Linked DNA regions of Homo sapiens: region 1 is linked to region 2. A link is a contact called in ENCODE Hi-C data. All regions are on one chromosome and are shown on one strand. Each heading gives the region's core, a stretch centred on a gene start or an enhancer-like site at or near the end of the contact. The rest is flanking DNA. Distances are from core to core; before and after follow the strand shown. Region 1 holds the start of FMN1 (formin 1). Region 2 overlaps FMN1 (formin 1).

Region 1 (7,285 bases), core at 4,396-6,895, 340 kb after region 2:
TGAAAATTAGAATTAAATTGTTTTCGGAGGTTAAAATTAGGACCAGTTGAAAATAAATCAGAGGGTGATCTTAACACAAGGCCAGTACCTCCATTATGTGTGATATGTTTTATTCATATTTACTTGGGGTTGGATGGGTAGGAAAGAGGGAAAGCCCGGCTAGTCTCCTGTAAGTAGAAGGTAGAGGATGCTACAATAGAAATAGAAATAAAGAGAGATGGGGACATTGGCAAACAAGGACAGGACTGATGCCAATTCTGTAGATGAAATCCATTTTCTGCAGAACTGTGGGCTTTTAAAAAATTATTTGCAAAGCTCTCCAAATATGAGCTAGGCTTAGAAAATTTTCTGAAGTGGCTGCCTTCATCTAAAAAGAGAAAGGAGAATAATTCTAATGCCTAAAAAAGCAACTCTTGCTTTTCACTATATTCATACCCAGCATACTGAACTTTATTTATGGTTTATCCTGCTTTGTAAGTTTAAAACATGATAAAGCCAGGAACGTTCTCTGTGGCTTAGGCTTACTAGAGCACAGATAGAAAATAGAATGCAAGCCTAGCAGGTACATACTATCCAGATTCCATTGAGAGCCGGCCCCGTAAGCAAACACATTAATCTCTATGATCCTTGATTTCCTCATCTGTAGGAGAGGTACAGCATCATTTACCTACTTCACAGAGGAACCAGCAGATTACATAACCAAAGAAAGGAATTTAAGTCTTCTGTATTAAGCCAAGGATGGACACAGAGAAAACATACAACTCATGCTCACTTGAGTCTTGCCCTTGGAATAGACTTTGAGGACATTTTTCTCAGAATAGAGCATCAACAAACTACATGGACTCCCTGGTGTAACGGTGAGAAATCAGCTTTATTAGGACGCACAGGGCTGAGACCATAGGGATGTGCTTTCGGTCAGTGAAGAGATCAAAGCAGCAATGCACACTTTGAAAATGGTAACAAAGATTTTACTCACTGCCTCTTGGGGACTGAACACATTTAAACATAACAATGTTTGCTCAGTTGTAATTCTCACAGAGGAGGAAGACCATTAAACACTGTGGCAGCAATTCTTCCCAAATACTTTCTCCATTCTGGCTCAGCAATCCTTACAATAGCAAAGAGCAAAAAACCTGCTCTTTAATACTTAGAAGTATTATCTTCTCTACTGAGAAGAGACTGAAAAGAGTTCTTGAAACTCTAAAGAAGAGATTTTAGAGAACATGAGACAGTGCTACAGTCACCTGTGTGCTGCTCAAAAGATGGCATTCATTCAATTTCATTTGAATTTCATTTGTGCAAATATTAAGGTTTTGGAAACCATGAGGTTTCCCAAAATTACTATGGTGAGTGAATCACCAGGGAGGGCTTCTCCTAATAAGTAGACAGTTCTCTTTCTCTTTGAGAGGTCCATATTTTTCCTTATGTTTCACGGAGGACATCATTGGAGAAAGCACCTAGGCCTAGATGAATGTGGATAGATACTCACGTGGGGGAAAAATGGAAAAACAGGGCAACTATGGCTAAAGGAGTGTTTAACAACAAGCACTGCTGTCTGACGCATTTCTAGACTACTAGTCTTCAGATCGTATCATGTTCTCTGAGCTTCTTTAACAAAAACATGAACTAGAGCACTCATACTGGAAGGCCTGTGGCAGGGGTGTGAGTACTAGTATCCTGGCAGCAGCATCATAAAGGTGTCTCCTGCCCCACTTTTACAGCCTTGTCTATCCTCCCAGTCAGCATTCTGGCGGTCCCTGCTACTTCTCCATTAATGCCCAGATCCTGATGACAAACATGAACGTTAAAAAGTCCTGGCTGGCCGGACGTGGTAACTCACGCCTGTAATCCCAGCACTTTGGAAGGCCGAGGCAGGCAGATCACAAGGTCAGGAGATCAAGACCATCCTGGCTAACACGGTGAAACCCCATCTCTACTAAAAATACAAAAAATTAGCCAGGCGTGGTGGTGGGCACCTGTAGACCCAGCTATTCAGGAGGCTGAAGCAGGAGAATGGCGTGAACCCGGGAGGCGGAGCTTGCAGTGTGTTGAGACCGTGCCACTGCACTCCAGCCTGGGCAACAGAGCGAGACTCCATCTCAAAAAAAAAAAAAAAGTCCTGGCTACCTCCAAAATATTTTGCCCAATAGCCTGTCACGTGGAAGACCACAGTAAAAAAGCGTTTCATTTGAAAGGTGTTCATCATTAGCAGTGACCTATGACACTTTAGAAGGAAGAGATAGGCATAGTTCGAATAAGATGGAACATAAAACAAGTCAGTATCAAGTTAAGGAAATAGGAGGTGTGTTGGTTAAAGAAAAAAAAACTTAACTAGTAGTCTGCTTCCTAGAGAGATGCATTACAGAGATCATGGTCATTTCAGGCCAGTGGGGAGGTAAGGATGTCCACAAGGAGGACCAACTCTCTTCTCTCTCCCTCATCCTCAAACATGCACTAAGGCAGTATTTGCTGAAAGCGTAGATAAGCACAGAAATCCAGGTTACTCTGGGAGATTGTTTACTTTTAGCCAGGGAACTTGAGAAACATAAGTGAGAGGGAATGCTCCATTTCTCAGACCCTTGCTTTTATGCGCTGACAAGGTAAAGAGGTTTGTTTCCTTCTTTACATCTCCCCGCTTTAGTAATTACTATTTTGCAGAGCATGGGGTTGATGCTTTGTCAGCACTTCAGCACAGACACTAAATACAGAGATGCTTCAGTTCCTTCACAGTGCCAGCCTGTTGGTGCAAGCTTATATTTGCTGCAGGAGAATACAATTCCCATGGTTTAGCGTCTCTGCAAGATCAGGCAAATCAGATTAACAGCTGTAATTCTGTCAACACAGGCTGGGACCTGTTGAGAATTAAGCTGATATTTAAGACAGAGACTATGTACATCTAAAAATAATAGCTACTCTTAAAACCAGGTCCCAAAAAGAGATTATGAATAGCCCCTAAACGTGGTCATACTACCAACCAGTAGCATCACTGCAAGATATGAAATATCCATTATGAACTTTTACACTGATACGAATAAAGTTTTAATAAGAAAACCATTAAAGGCAAGATCATCTAAAGCACACCACAGCTTGGGATGGTGTGCATGAATCCAAAACTTTAACGTAAAACTAGACTTTGAGGCATGGTATATGAGATAGGAGAGAAGCATTTCTCAATTTTCTATCAAGGATATTTACCATCATCACATCAAGTTCCAGTCTGTCCCCATTCCTCTTCCTCTGGGAACAGCTCCACCAATTTTATGTCTGGAAAGGGAGGATGACCAGGATATGAGACCTACCCTTAGACAATCATAGGTCCTATGGGACCCCATTCCCTTGGCCAAAGCATTTGGTCTAGGCAGGGTTAAGCCTGTGACAAAGGCTTCATCAATCACAGTCAATGCATTGAACACTCAGTGAGAAAGAAGCAGTCTAGAATAGGGCCAGAGGCCTGGAAATCTTCTCTAAAGCTGCATCTTTAACGTATCTCAACTAAGAATCGGCTAAGTACTTGTGAAGGCTGGTGAGAGAAATGCCTGTCCAAACACAGGTGGCTTCAATAGTGGCACCCCTCTAAGATGTAGTGCTATAAGGAACCTGAAGACTACCATACCCCATTTGCATCAGCTCTGACACCTAAAAAGGATAAAGACAATGGAAAAAAATGCATAATTTTTAGGAACGAGACTGGCCTTTATTATCCTTCTTGACTAGTATTATTAATAGCAGTTACTATAAATTCCCCACTTATGTGCCAGAAACTACTGAGTATTTTACCTATATTATCTCGTTTAATCCTCACACCTTCTCCTAAGAGACAGGTAGTATTATCCCTATTTTACAGACGAGAAATTAAAATTAAAGAGGCAAGCAACTTGCAAAAATCACTGAGCTAGTCAGTGGCTGGTCCAGGATTTGAACCTATGTCTGACAGGTTTATGAGTTTAGCCATTACAATATACTGTCTCACTACTCTTCTCCATTGTTTCCCTCCATTGAGGCCATTGCTTCTTTGTTCCTGCAATATGTCTAACTATTCATTGGTCCTGCTCCTGGACTGTAACACAGTTGAGAGAAAGGAGACTAGTGTTTAGATATCTGATCAAGAAGACCCGAGACCTCATTGATTCATTGTGGAAGCAACATCTTCCACAACGACAGTTAATCTGGTATGCAATTCTCAGCTATACTGTTTTCCCTCCCAAAAAAGGGTTAATAAGTCTGTGATCCAAGAGATTTGCAGTAAGCCCTAGAAACAGCTAAGCAACGGCTGTTGAATCCCATTGGTGTGCCTATAAGATGCTACCTGGTGTAGAGAACAGAATATAATTCTCTCTCCTAGGAATTTAGATGCGCCCCTCCGCCCCCCTGCCAATACACACGCAAGGGGGCATAGCAGATGATGGCACATGTCCCATATGCAAACATGAATAGTAAACATGCTTTAGTACAGCTGGAGCTACTGTAGCAGAAAGTCAGGTTGTCTGCTACTCCACCTGGTCTTCTTAAAGGATTGGGTCTGGACATTCACCTCTCAGTGACTGCCACTCCCCATATATATCACAGGTTCAGGCTCTGCATTCAGCCCATTCGGAGTGTGTGAGTGCTAACATGGAACTCTCCAGGAGACAGCAAGCAGAAATGTGGATGATTAAAATAAAGGGTTTTCTTTGGCAATCTCAATTGCAAATGAGGATAAGGAAAATCCTCCCAGCTCACACTCTGCTCCCAGCTACTTGTTCTTGAGTTAAATGAGGGCTTGGCTCTGGCCTCAGGGGGCAAGAGCACTGTTCGTTATTTGGTGGTGGGGGAGGGGGTTGGGGGATCCGTCAGCACTTACATGCCTTTAGAGAATCTGCCTTTACAGAACTTGAAGAGCTCTGATGGAGGAACAGAGATGCTGTGGTGGTAGTGGCCTTGGAGGTGGTGGTAGTGGCAATGGTGATGATGATGATGATGAAAGAAGAAGAAAACGGTGATGGTAAATGTCATCTATAAACACAAGCAAAAAGCAGCAACAGATACCTTTCTAGTCATTGCCAACCATAGTCATGAAGCTGCTTCTGTTCCCAATGCAATCCCATTGTGGTGCTCCCCCTCTGCGCTAAACACATCCAGCTTCAAAAAAAAAAAAAAAAAAAAAAAAAAGCTCTGCATCTCTCCGTCCCCCGCCCTCCCGCCCTCCCGCCCTCCACCTTTCCTGTGCCAAGCTGGGAATGAGACTGCACTGGCGGGTCAAGGGGGCTGGGACCTGAGAGTCAACGACAGGAGTTCTGTAGTGAGGAGCGTTGGGATGACCCGGAGGGCCCACCAACGTACTTGGGAGCAGCTTGGTGGGGGAGCTGGAGGAACCGACACAGAAGGGGAGGAAGATAAGCTGGCGGGGTAAATAGACTTGATGCCTCATTCCAAGAACCCTGAAAGCCACGGGGGAAGGCGGAGCAGGCAGCCTTTGGTCGGGAAGAAGAGACGGGCAGATGGCCAGCAGAACAGACAAGACTCTCTTTACCTGACCAATACTCGGGAGGCTGGTCCCGAGTCCCAGCTACTCGGGAGGCTGAGGCAGGAGGATTGCTTACGGCAACAGCCGTGGCGGCTGCAGCCTCGAAGGATGCTGCGCTCCAGTCCAGAGCCAAAGCCCAAAGGGGCAGCTGCGCCGACCTCCACCGAGGCTCCGCCCCACAGGCCACAGGCCCCGCCTTCCTAGCACGCGCCGGCCTGACGAGCTGTTTGGGGGAGGTGAGCAGTAAACTGATCGGCAGGGCTGAAGACCAGTGGAAACGTGCAGCGGCGCCCGAGGTGGCAGGGGAGGCGGGGCGGGAGGCGGCGGTGCCCAATCAGCAGCCGAGCCGTTGGGCCAGGCTGGGAAGCAGTGCTGTCTTTTGGCACCGTCTGATCCGGGCTGAGGGATTGAAGGCGGTGGTCGCTAAGCTAGGTCTAAGACGGACAGCCAGGGCGACAACCAGTCTCTCGCTACGTGTCCCCAGCTTCCCTGTTTCCGAGCGCCTCTCAAGGCGCACGCTCTGGACTTGTTCAGATGGGGGAAGGGAACTGGTCTGGAACTCCCCACTATTCCCGAGGTTCCCACGCCTCCAGATCCGGAGAGGCCGTTTCGCTCCAGTGGCCTGGCCCCCCTGCCCCCTCAGCCTAGCCGTTCTTGATCGTAAGTGCTAAAAGGAACAAAGAAGGAGAATTCAAGAATCCACACATAAGCCCAAACCCTGACAGGAGCCTTTTCCTCTCCCATCTCCTGCCTACGCTTCCTCCTAGTAGCTTTTTAACTGCTGGCGGTTAAGTTACTTTGACTGGTTTGAATTAAACGCAAAATAGGTTTAGGCTGAGAAATGGGCCAGACCCTTGGCGATCTGAGAAAGAAAGACTGAGTCCGGATGTCAAGAGGCCTGGGCCTCACGAGGGAGTTTGTCTGCTTATTTGAACACCTCAGAGTTGAAGATCTTGTTACTGCTATTTCTGTGCTGGTGAATCAGTACAGACCTTGATGCCAAGGTACTGTTTTGTCCCCAAGTGTCTAATCATTACTGAAATGAACTACCTTCAAACCTTTCCTAAGAGGATTTGAGGCCTTAATGTCGTTGAGATTTGGAATGTGATTTGAGTGACACTGAGATCTTTTCCAAGTAGGTAGGCAAGAAAAGGCATTGTCTTTAATCTGCTTTTGGATAAATGCGAACTGTATCACCCATTTGGTACTTGAAGATAGAATTTTGTCCTGAATAGATTCTGTTTTCAAATAAGTAAATGGGAAAAAAATTTGGAAGGTATTTTTAAGGTGATTTTTTTCACTATTTTTTTTCTAGAAATAATAGTTTATTGGAACTCTGATTTATTCTTAATCACAATATTAGCCAAACACTGATAGGCCCTTTATTTATTTGTTTTTTTAACACACGGTCTCACTCTGTCACCCAGGCTGGGGTGCAGTGGTGCGATCTTGGCTCACTGCAGCCTCAACCCCGTGGGCTAAAGCCATCCTCCCAACTCAGCCTCCAAAGTACCTGGGACTACAGGCGGGCACCACCATGTCCAGCTAATTTTTTAATTTTTTATTTGTAGGGACAGGGTTTCACCATATTGCCCAAGCTGGTCTCAAACTCCTAAGCTCAAGCGATCTTCCCTTCTCAGCCTCCCAAAATGCCGAGATTACAGTTGTGAAGTGCTGTGCCCGGCTCCATAGGCACTTCATATACATTATCTCCTTCAATCCTCATATCTTCCCCTTGTAAATTCCACTTATAGATAAGAAAACTGAGGTTCCCAAAGTTCA
Region 2 (7,119 bases), core at 634-3,133:
CACGTGTGTGTGTATTAGACTGTCTTGAGCTCTCAATGCCTTTAAACATTTCCTTGCATTTTCTCATTGACTGGGAGGCTTCCATTAGATAGAGCCATCTAGAGCGATGTTGAAGAAGGCAGCCATAGGAAACAAACCAAGGTACTAGCTCATAGATCTTGCTTGATAAGGGACCTTCAGATTTCCTTTTAAGTTGTCCAGTTCAGCACCCAATGAAAGTAATGAGACTGTGAGTAAGACCATTTGGTTTCCAATTCTAGGTTCAGGTGGCTAAGGGACCCCAGTTGGTATAATGATGGAGAAGCAATGAATAGGAAGCAGAATCTTAGGGAAAAATGTGAAGTGCGAAGTACTATAGAAAATTGTTTTTCAAAAAAAATTTGTTTACTATTTTAAGAGGTACTCACTGGTTAAAACACCCAAATTTATAACAAATCTGCATACGCCTATGAACCTCATCTGCCTATTTTCTACCTGCTGCAGCAATGAACCTGTTTGATTAGTTTTAGGAGTAATAGTCTAAATATTTAACAATAACATAGGTACTAACTAGCAGAACAGGCAACCTGTATGGGTGTTATGGTGAGGACCAGCTGAATATCAGTCTTGGGTTAGTTCTCTTTTGTTTTTTTTTTTTTTTTTTTTTTCAGAGACAGAGTCTCACTCTGTCACCCATGCTGGAGTGCAGTGGCGCAATCTCGGCTCACTGCAAGCTCTGCCTCCCGGGTTCATGCCATTCTCCTGCCTCAGCCTGTTGAGTAGCTGGGACTACAGGCGCTTGTCACCACGCTCAGCTAATTTTTTTTTTTTTTGTATTTTTAGTAGACACGGGGTTTCATCGTGTTAGCCAGGATGGTCTCGGTCTCCTGACCTCGTGATCTGCCCGCCTCGGCCTCCCAAAGTGCTGTGATTATAGGCGTGAGCCACCGCGCCCGGCCAGTCTTAGGTTAATTCTTATTTGTTCTCACTGTTAGGTAGTATTCATTTTTTGCTTCATTTTTATCTGAATGATAAAATAATATACCTAATAATAACATAACTACTCTTCTGACCCTTGCTTTTATCCACTTAAACATATACATTAGGGATCCTCCAGGTCAATACATACAGACTTTTTTTTTAAAAAAGATGCTTAGTATTCCAATGTATGGAAATACCATAATTTCACAACTCCATTACTGGATAGTCATTAGAAACCGACTTCGGGGGAAAACATACGCTCTTTGCAGGAATTTCTGGGAAAAAAAATCCCCTCTAGCCCTTTTAGATAAAAGCCTACCTAATAGACCTGTGATAAAATAGCTTTCTTTTCTTTATTTTTTTTTTGGAGGAGTCTCACTGTGGCCCAGGCTGCAGTGCAGTGGTATGATCTCAGCTCACTGCAACCTTTGCTTCCTGGGTTCAAGCGATTCTCCTGTCTCAGCCTCCAGAGCAGCTGGGATTACAGGCGCACACCACCATGTCCGGCTAATTTTTGTATTTTTAGTAGAGATGGGGTTTCGCCATGTTGGCCAGGCTGGTCTCAAACTCCTGACCTCAGGTGATCCGCCTGCCTTGGCCTCCCAAAGTGCAGGGATTACAGGCTTAAGCCACTGCGCCTAGCCAAATAGCTTTCTTCATCTTCCAAGGATTACTGTTCTGTTACTTAAGTGATCCGGAAGTCACAAGAGATTATCTTAATTCTTGGCCATTTAATGATCTTTGGAACCACGCCTGTCGGTATTTTCTTGAGTAGCAGTGGAGTACACAAGAACCCATTTTGGCTCAGGCAGAGTTCATGTTCTCTAGCCATACTTCTTCTTTCCACAAGCTTTGTAAAGGACGTCAGAATTATTTCCCTCACAGGTTACATTGTTCAGATTACTGACCTTTCCTGATCTCTGTAACCTTAGTGGTTGAATATGGTGATTCAGATAGTTTTGTTTCTTTATTTCTGGGGGTTGAAGTGAAGAGATTATGTAATAACCTGCTCTTATTTTGCAACTTAGAGATTTAAGTATGGCCTTTGTCAATCTAATCTGACCAAAGTATTTACTAAGAATAGATTACGTGCATATGCCCAACATAGAAAGATGATTCTATATCCAGGAGGTCTGACCACAGAAATGTATTATCGACCAAAAATGTACCTCTTCAGATTCTGGGATGATTCAGCAATTCTGAAAGGATTTAAACAGAAAACCCAAGGAGGAGGAAAAAATAGCCTCTAGGTACATTACACAATTCAAGCTGTTTGTTCATAAATTCAACAAACACTTATTAACACCTATCATGGGACAGGCTGAGCCTATATGATGTTGGGACAAGTGAGTGAACAGGACAAAACAGACACAGTCCCAGCTGTCATGGAATACCCATCTATTTATATAATTCCTTTTGCATTCAATGTTGAAAATCAGAATTACTGCTTTTGTTTATTTTAAACCTGGTAAATTTATCTATTTTTTACTAGAAAATAGTTCTTTTTTTTAACTTTTATTTTAGGTTTGGGGGTACATGTGAAGGTTTGTTACATAGGTAAACTAAAACAATTTTTGATATTAAGAATATCTCTAATCTAGCCAGGCGTGGTGGCAGGTGCCTGTAGTCCCAGCTACTTGGAGGCTGAGGCAGGAGAATGGCGTGAACCCGGGAGGCAGAGCTTGCAGTGAGCCAAGATCGCGCCACTGCACTACAGCCTGGGTGACAGAGCAAGACTCTGTCTCAAAAAACAAGACAAAACAAAACAAAACAAAAAAAACAGTATCTCTAATCTCAGCTGGTCAAAGGAACTTAGAAAATAGTTTCATAGACTAGGGCTAGAATGGTTCATGCAGAATCATTCAGAATTTGGCTCCATTCATGGATGCCAAGCGAAATTAACGGAGAATGAGATAAGGCCAAGTGTGGGAGAGTGCTGGGATTAGAGCTAGTTTAGGTTCCAGCCCTCCCTGCCAAAGCTATAAATACAAATGACCAATTTAACAGCATGAAAAGACCACCTACAAGATCTATACCTGGGATCTAATCAGTTGCTCTGTGCCTTCTTTTAATTATAGGATCCCTGCCATGTTTATGGGAACTTTTAATGTGAGCATCACAGTTTTGAAGGCCATATCATTATGACCATGTTTGATCTGAGGGTGGGAAAGCAGGAGCTCACAAAATGCCTGCACAAGGTTATTCTGAACTGAGCTATAAACCAGCTTCAACAAGAGCCTAGTGTGGAAAAGAAAAAAGACACGTAAGAAAAAAGGCATGGATATCATGGAGTTTGCAACCCCGCCAAGTGGTGCCATTAAAATTACATTCAATTCTTCTCAGAAAATGAAATTAAGAAAAAGTACCACAGTTTTGTCAAATAACACTATATAAGGACATTCTGAGAAGGGAAGAATGAAAAAGACATAAGGATAAACGCATCATCTCCATCTGAGTGTGGCAACAGGATATGATTTACAGAAGAAAAATTAAATCATCATGATTGTTAGAGCTGAATTGCAGCTGATATAAAAATAATCCTGAGTCACAACGCACGTGACTTCTCAGGCATACAGAACACAATTGCTTAAAACTTTATAAGTGATAAGACTCCTAATAGAGAATTAGCTTTCTTGCAAAACACTCTGTATAAGCTGTGCTGTAGAAGTACAGAAGTATCTTTTCTCAGTTACATTTGTTATATGATATCCTGTGCTCAGATACTCTGATACTTCAGGTATCGCCTCATTCTACACTCTTTTCTTTGGGCTATCTCATTCATTCCTATGACTTGAACCTTTGTCTCATCTAGCTCTCTCCCATGAGCCCAGCATCTCTACCTGCGCGTCTCACATGTACAAAGTTAACCTGTCTAAAGTTGACCTCACTGTCTTCCATCTCAAATCTAGTCTTATCAGTATCCAACCAGTTATCCAAGCAAGAAAAAGGAGTTACCCTATTCTCCTCTGTTTCATTTTGTACATCCAATTTATTAACCTGTCCTGTAATGCCTAAAACAGCCCTTTACTGTTTACAATTATGTCTTTTCCTTCTTATTTTTACTGCCATTGCTTTGTTTGTTTGTTTTTGAGACAGCGTCTTGCTCTGTTGCTAAGGCTGGAGTACGGAGAATGATAGTTCACTGTAGCCTTGAACTCTTGGGCTCAAGCAATCCTCCCACCTCAGCCTCCCAAGTAGCTGAGACTACAGGCGCCACCACTTTCAACTAATTTTTGGAGAGATGGGGTCTCACTTTGTTGCCCAGGCTGGTTTCAAACTCCTGGCCTCAAGTGATCCTCCTACCTCGGCTTTGCCATTGCTTTTGCTCAAGTTCTTAATTAGTCTGTTACTTGTCCAATATTTTTTTATATTACTGTTAGTTATAACTAACATATTTCTCAGCCACAACAAAAAGCAAAGAGATATACCCCCTGCAAAATAATTGCACAAACCAAAACAATGCAAACAAATCCAACATGATCATGTCACTCCTGTACACATTATTTTTCAATATTATCTGCGGCCTGTCAGACAAAGTTCAGATTCTTTAGCAAGTCATATTGTGACTCTTATCACCGTTTTGGTCTTGTGTTCTTCTCATTTGCCTTGTGATCTAGCCACACCAAGTTGCTTGCCATTTCCCAAACACATCATGTCTTTCATCCTTCTGAGACTTGCAGTGTTTTCCTCTGCCTGGAATGCCCTTTGTAGCCTGTCTGCTGAGAATTTCTAATCCTCAATTTCCTCATCTGTATAGCAGGGCGGTAACAGTACTCACTTCAAAGGACTGTCATGGTGACTAAGTAAAAAGGTGATTTGTTCCCCATGGTATTTAGCAGATAGAAGCACTCAGTAAATATTAACATTATCATTGCCATCATTATTATTTTGTTTTTTCAACTCTAAACAAAAATATCTTCTTTGCTGAAAGTCTTACCTAAAAGTGTTGGGCATTCTTCCTCTCTGATTCTATATGCCTAATTATAGTACCACATTACACCAACTCCAAAATTGATAGAATTTTCACGTTTTAGAGCCTCTGATATTGGGGTACATCTTAAGAGTCTACATGTTGTGGCTTATGGCAGTAATTTTTCTTTTTTTGTAGTACATGTAATAATGGTATTTCTTACAATAAATAGCGTATTAGATGAAATACTATAAACTGTATGACAATTGTCATAGAAATTTGATTATCTATGGTGAATAGTGCCTATCTGTGGCAAATGGAAAATCCTACATTTTCTACGAATCAGTGAAATATCTACGCAATAAATGAAGTACTATTTGGAACTCTACACAGTAGAGAGGAGATACTCCATTTGTATATACTGCAATTTGGCAAAAACCCAGCCCCTACATCATAGCATACTGCTGTGAACTATAATGTATTTCTTAACCACAAACCCTAAACCATACATTTCAGAAATGTAGAGGTAACAGCCTGACCAAGTAGCATGCTGTCACCTCCTTTGGTTACGTAGCCCCACTTGAGAGCCAAACAAGGGCCAGGCCCAGAGTGGGCAGGGGGCTAGCTTGTGAAACTCTGCATTCCAGTAACTTAGGATTCAAGCTGAGAAGGCAGGGCGACAATGAGAAGAGAGTGTAGGAATGAGCTGAGGAAAGCCTACGGAACATGCCTCTAGACTAGCACTTTCTGATAGAAATAGAATGTGAACCACTAATACAATTTAGATTTTCTAGTAGCCACACTCAAGAAGTAGAAGAAATATAATTTAGCTAATATATTTTGTCAGGTTATTAACATATTTATTAACTTACCTATAAATGAATATTAATCGTTTTATTTATTTAACATATCTAAAATGTTATCACTTTACCATGCAATCAGTAAAAAAAATCAGCAATAAAATATTTGACATGTTTTTTCTGCTGAGTTTTCAAAACCCCGTGTTTTACCCTCATAAGACATCTCAGTTTGGATTAGCCACATTTCAGCTTCTCAAAAGCCACATGTGGCTAGTGCTTGCCACATCGAACAGCACAATTCTAGACTGTTTTGACAAAATGAGTTAAGTAATGAAATAATTGTAACAAGCTATTTCAACAGTAGACTTTTCTACCATACGGTATTGGGAATGTTTAAGATTCCTACAATAGTATATATATTTTTATATTCTTAACTTTTTTAATAGAATGGTAATGTTTCCTTCAAATTCAATCTGTGTCATATTTTGGCTGGTTTTGTCTTAAGCATGATTTGATGTTATTCCTAATGTTACTTTTACCTCATCTGTAAAGTAGGAGCTGATGAGCTGATTGTCACTTTTACCTCATCTGTAAGTCAGGAGCTGATTGGCCGGGCACAGTGGCTCACGCCTGTAATCCCAGCACTTTGGGAGGCCGAGGCGGGTGGATCGCCTGAGGTCAGGAGTTCGAGACCAGCCTGGCCAACATAGTGAAACCCCATGTCTACTAAAAATACAAAAAATTGGCCGGGTGTGGTGGTGGGCGCCTGTAATCCCAGCTACCTGGGAGGCTGAGGCAGAAGAATTGCTTGAACCCGGGAGGTGGAGGTTGCAGTGAGCCGAGATCGCACCACTGCACTCCAGCCTGGGCAATGAGGGTAAAACTCCACCTCAAAAAAAAAAACAAAAAACAAACAAAAAAAAGAGCTCGTTGTATTCAATTATAGATCTTTTCCCATTAAGATATTCCTTGGGACAGAGTGTAGGAGTATACAATTAATCTTAGTACTCTTGGTCTCTAACATAGAGCCTAACCTATAGCAGGCTCAGAATAAATCTTTGAATACACATTAAAAGGTGAACTAAGCTAGAGAGTACTGGCTATCTGGGTTCCACACTGGAATTACGTGGAGAGTAAAAAAAAAAAAAAAAAAAAAAAAAGAAAAAAGAAAGAAAATCTGATGCCTGGCCCCACCCTGAGAGATGCTGATGATGGGTCTAGAGTTGGGCCCGGGTATCAAGATTTTAAAAAATCTCCTAAGTGATTCTAGTATGCAAGAGAGTTGAGAACCACTGTTTTAGGACTTTCTTAGAACAGCTTCCTATGGCCATACCTTTACTTCCCTGTCATAAGATCCAGTTTCCCTCATATAAATTCCCTTTCTCTGAATAGACCAGAATTGTCTTGGGAGCCCTAGTAGAGAAGAGGCTAACACATTATCCCAAATGG

What was found. A loop is a pair of places that touch in the nucleus more often than their neighbours do. Pooled maps may share reads with other maps.
Region 1: a loop to region 2 is called in a pooled map, with 2.1 times the contacts of the local background. The contact joins the promoter of FMN1 here to the enhancer-like site in region 2. A Hi-C loop is called at or near these places in 4 of 50 pooled maps.

The regions. Positions count from the first base shown.
Region 1 is chr15:33,189,069-33,196,353 of GRCh38, forward strand. It overlaps FMN1 (formin 1), which reads right to left and starts at 5,646. Exons shown (of 21, transcript NM_001277313.2): 1 at 5,510-5,646; 2 at 4,841-4,992. It overlaps LOC105370759 (a long non-coding RNA gene), which reads left to right and starts at 5,843. Exons shown (of 3, transcript XR_932090.3): 1 at 5,843-6,507. RefSeq lists silencers at 5,625-5,964, 5,739-5,948.
Region 2 is chr15:32,848,353-32,855,471 of GRCh38, forward strand. All of the region lies in intron 17 of FMN1 (formin 1), which reads right to left. Among named protein-coding and RNA genes, the nearest start is that of GREM1-AS1, 130 kb to the left of the region's middle. Within about 2 kb of position 1,884, at least 6 of the 41 ENCODE cell types and tissues checked have a DNase peak (open chromatin) inside an H3K27ac peak, as active enhancers do.